Linked DNA regions of Mus musculus: region 2 is linked to region 1. The links are chromatin loops, found by intact Hi-C in ENCODE. Cell type or tissue: gastrocnemius. All regions are shown on one strand.

What was found. A loop is a pair of places that touch in the nucleus more often than their neighbours do. Peaks named below come from ENCODE experiments on the same cell type or tissue, not always from the same donor. Only the 100,000 strongest peaks of a DNase experiment are listed, where the experiment ranks them.
Region 2: it touches region 1 in a loop (5-fold over the local background); 12 of 42 quality-filtered maps call a loop at or near these places.

What each region holds. Positions count from the first base shown.
Region 1 is chr11:71,673,578-71,676,077 of GRCm38, forward strand. No RefSeq gene overlaps it. Among named protein-coding and RNA genes, the nearest start is that of Gm33964, 25 kb to the left of the region's middle. In gastrocnemius, a CTCF peak has its summit at 967 (motif pointing right); DNase peaks (open chromatin) are centred at 972 and 2,340.
Region 2 is chr11:71,851,077-71,853,576 of GRCm38, forward strand. No RefSeq gene overlaps it. Among named protein-coding and RNA genes, the nearest start is that of Gm22927, 4.1 kb to the left of the region's middle. In gastrocnemius, no CTCF peak of the experiment used is centred here; no DNase peak of the experiment used is centred here.

The DNA of each region.
Region 1 (2,500 bases):
GGCCAAACAAAACAACAACCCCCCAAAACACACATGCACACACACACACACACACACACACACACACACACACAGCAAACAGAGACTCAGACCCAAGCCTTCCTATTCCTTAGGCTGCTTGCAAGTACTTCATTCTCCCAGTGAGGATTACAAACCAAAGTCCAAAAGATGAATGTTCCCAAGTTCAAGTAACTGCTAAATAAAGGACTCCAGAGCACTGTAGTAGCAGGGACTTAAAGCCAGGGGCAAAGCAGCACTGTGGTTGAGCTGGAGATAGGTGGGTTGAGGCAGGACAGAGGTTCAGGATCATTCTACAGACCTTGGGGGGTTCACAGCTCTTTATTGTGGAATATATCAACCAAGTCAGAGCTCTGGAGGCAGTGCCTGGGGTTCCAGCAGGTTTGAGAAGGCCATGGTCTGGCTTCAGAAGTCATCCTGCCACTATTGTCCATCAATAGATGCTCTCCAGAGGGCTAACCTGGACACACACCTCCTCTTTTTTCTGCACTGGAAGTTTTTTTTTTCCTTCTCACTCTGACTTTTTCCTTCTTTTGGCTTCTGTTGAAATTAATTCCACAACACTGAATAACCTTCCCCCACAAGGTTGGAGTTAATCAGGCTGAATTTATTAAGATCTCTACAATTAAATGAGCTCATACCGGGAGGAGGAAAGTTACCTTATTATCCCATTTTTAAGAGCTTGAATAATTTTCGCCCCCGTCTTTTACTGTTGACCCCCAGATACTTCCATCACGGTCACCAATGACTTTAGAGGGTGCTGAACCACAGACTTCTCCGTGGCTCCCATTCCTGATGCAGGGGGAACGTGCTCAGACCAGTGAGTCATCTCAGAGGAAAATCAAAACAAAAATGGATGAGTTGTCTAGAATGAATGGACAACCTGCAGTTTGCCTTACAGGCCAGACTTGAGCACTCCAGGGTACACTACAGAGGGGATGCTTTTCCCCTAGGGGGCGCTGTCAGCTTTGCCTGCATCTCAGCCCCTGCTTACCCCTCTCCTCTCCTGGCTCTTTCCTCATAGTGAAAACCTCTGAGTCTTATTACCTTTAAAATGAGATTCATATGAGTGGGGAATTAGATTCAGTTAGCCCAAGGAAGGGATTTGGGTCAGAAGCGCCCCCACTGCAGATTCCATCACTACGTTGGCCCCCTTGTTCCTGAGAGCTCACCCTTACCCGTCCTTGTGTATTAAGGTCGGGGTTTCCTTGCTTTTGCCTTACCAGTCTTGTCCACCAGAATCCACAAATCTGGGGTTGAGTATCACCCATGGGACAGAAGCCTGCTTGGATTTGTGCCTGTCCTCCCTGTTCAGCTGCCTCATGGATAAGCTTCAACTGCCTGTGGCAGGGGCTTGATGTAAGTCACATTCTCCCCTCCCTTCCCCTTCCCTGCCAAATACATATATATATATATATATATGCTGAAGTCTTAACGCTCACTGTCTGTCAATGTGACCTTATTCGGATATAAGGTGTTTTGTAGATGTATTCAAAGTGAGATGCCATCATCAGAAATATCCCTCCCTGAGAGCTGCGCAGGATAACGATAGAAGGAGGGGTCAGAATCAGATAACTTCAAGTCAAGGCACTCTGAATACTGCAGGCAACACCAGAAACTAAAAGAAGCCCTGGCATGCACGGATAATCCCTCAGAGTCTTCCAGGAGGTAGAAAACTTGCTGATGTTCTGTGTTAAGACTTCTAATCTCCAGAAGCGTGAAAGATCGAATTTCTGCTAGTCAATCCGCCGAAGACACCTATACAAAGCCAGTATGGCTGCCGTGCCTCCTAAGAAGCTTGTGATTTCTCTCACCTCTGTTCATGGGTCTGGCAAAATTGATATCTCCCTGCTTCTGACAGGCGTTTTTCTTCCTTTCTAATCCCAGCCCAGACTCAAGGAGCTTTCTAGATCTGGGTGCTGAATTAAGTCCCCAGCATAAACCCCTGTCCTAAACTGACATATTTGGAGGTAGCCCTAAGATTCTTGTTACCATGTCAACAAGGATTCCCTCATCACCCCCAACACAGAGTGACATCTACCAACAAGTCACAAACAAGTATCTGAAAGCTTACAGCCTTTTTCAATTATAGACACACCCTCTTTAACACACACACACTTAAATCATAAGAGGCATGAACAGAGACAAGCTGGTTTCTTGCTCAGTGAAATGATTGGATATGGGGCCAGCTTCTGCTGAACATGGTGTCTCCCTTCCAAGTGTGATCTAGTGATGAGTTAACAGACAAAACACTGTGGCTCTGGGGACCATGTGATACATAGTCTGGCTAAGTCTGGGGCCATATGCTATCTAGCCCATGCTGGCTCCATCCAGTATCAAGGGTGGGTATAACAGATGTCCTCAGAAACCCCACCCCAATTCCTCAGGCTCAGTGAACCTTTCTAGGCAGCTCACATGCCCTTCCCTCATAACGTCATCATTTACCTACTGTGCAGCTCTATTCTCCCCACAATTATTCCTG
Region 2 (2,500 bases), 180 kb after region 1:
CTGCTCCACTCTTCTGTCTTTCCCACCTCTCCATTGCATATCCGTCCATTGTAGTGGCACCCGCTGGCCCGCATGCCTCAACCATTGACATTTTAAAGTAACAACTACTAAAGTAAAACTGTTCCTTTCCTGGGACAATCAATGCTGACTAACTGAAGCTGGAAAAATAACAAAGATTAAGAAGGCACCAGAATCACTGATGTGAAGTCCTCTGGGAATGTTCCCTTGGGGTCAGCACACAGGAGCTTCGGGGCTGGTGGGCAACTGCATCTCATGCTGGCAGCTGCATTTGGTAATGTATAAAAATTTCCAGGTACAACTGGTTTTGGAGGCATGAAGGAGGCATGAAGAGTAGCTGAGGCTTGGCACCATGAGAGGAGAGAAGAGGGCCTGAGTGAAGGTGCAACCTCAGCTGAAATAGAAGCCCCATGATTGAAGATGTCGTGGAGAGAAGTGGAAGCTTAGCAGAATCAAATTAAAGTAAACACAAAGTCTAGCAATTTTAAGGGTCAGTGTCAGACTCCTGGGACTCACAGTCTTCTGCTTTCCAAAGGGCCTGGTCAGCTCCCACCTCTCCAGCTCTGTGGTCTGTAGCACACACGGCTTGTCTTACAAGCTCAGGCCATCTCCACTCCATATTTGCTGCTGTCCTTGGTGGCTATCCACCATGGTCCTGGAATCTTCAGAATGCTGGTGTCTCTCCTGCAACAGGGCTTCACCTTTCCCAATACCATCTCCTGGGCTTTCTTCAGAGACTCTCATGCTGTCGTGTGATGCCAAGCAAAGTAAGCCCAACTTGGACATGTTGCAGTGTTTATATTGGTCTCAGTCTGGTGGTCATGGACACTGAGGAAGTGGCTTATGAGCCTACTCTGACAGCTTGCTGTCTTAGAACCAAAGCTAAATCCAGTCCACACAAGGGGTCCTCGGAGTGCTTGGTAAAGACAGAGATAGTAAGAGCTTCATCTCTCACTGCCTCCCCTCAAGTCATGATCCAGCCACGCCTGCCTGTCAGACACCCCAAGTCACTTCCTCTGAGAGCACCTTATAACAACTAGTCTTCAGCATAATGGAAACAGGATCACCCTGGCAGACATCGACTTCGTCATCCCCTTCATGCAAGATGAAGCCCTGAGCTAGAACTGTGTCCATAGGAACCTACCAGAGGCTGGCCTTGAATGCTCGAGGCATGGAACATGGTGACACTAGGTTGTCAGACTAGATGCCACCTTTTACAAATCTGGAAGAGGCTGATGGAGACCAAGGGCCAAGGCTAAAGAACATAATGCAAAACCAGGATGGATTTGGGGCCTTCCAGGACTGGTCTACTGTTCCCAGGTAGTCCGTTACACTGTCTTCCTGGTTCCAACTGCAAATTGTAACAACTGCTGATAGGTATTTGGTGGTTTCTTCTGCATGTGACTTAAGAGTTGGTTCCATTGCAAGTAAGAATTCCCCAAACAGTCACAGCTTTAAAAAAAAATGTGCATGTCTTCTGGAATGGCCTATCCTCTGAAGTCCAGCTTACTTCTCCAACTTCCAGTTGGACCCAAGGTGTGGTTCTCATCCTTTTGATATAAGGTGATGCTAGAACCTCTGCCAGTACATTACCTCCTGGACAGTAGGTCAGAGGGGACAGGGTAAGGGAGGGAAACAGAGAACATTGCTCCTTTTTGTTGGCATATATTTATTATACATACTAGTGATTATCATAATTATGGTTGCATATAATTGTGCCATGTGCCTTGATCATAGTCACCACCATGCCCTGCCTTTTCTCCCCCATCCCTCCTTACTAGTCTCCTTTGTCCCCAGTTCACTTCTACCCTTATTCCATATGTACAGAAGTGGTGTTCCCTTTATAAACTCAGGGATCCACAAATGAGAGAGAGTGGGTGATATTTGTCTTCCTGGGTCTGACTTATTTTGTTCAATATGATGGTCCCCAGTTGGATACATCTGTCTCCTTTAGAGCTGGATATATATACACACCATATTTTCTTTATCTATTCACTGACTGGCACCAAGGACAAGTCTACAGCTTGGCTATTGTGAATAGTGCTGCAAAAAACAAACAAACAAAGAAAAAACCCACAGATGCAGGTATCTCTGTCTGTGATATGTTGATGCATAATCCTTCCATAATATCCCTAAGAGGATATACCTGATACCTTGGTCATCTGATAGGTCTATTTTCTTTGGTAAACCTCCATACTGATTTCTGTAGCAGTTGGGTTAATTTACATTCCTATGAGAAGTGTATACAAGTTCCCTTTTTGCCACTTTCTCCCCAGCATTTGTTGATATTTGGGTTTTCTTTTCTTCCTTTCTATGACAGTCATTCTAACTAGGGGGAGATGAAATCTCAATGTATTTTTAAGTTACATTTTCTTGATGCCTAAGGCCATTGGACATTTTTTCATGTGTTTATCAGCCATTTGGACTCGTCTTTTGAGAACCATCCATGCCTTGGCTCATTGATTCATGACAGGAGAGGCAA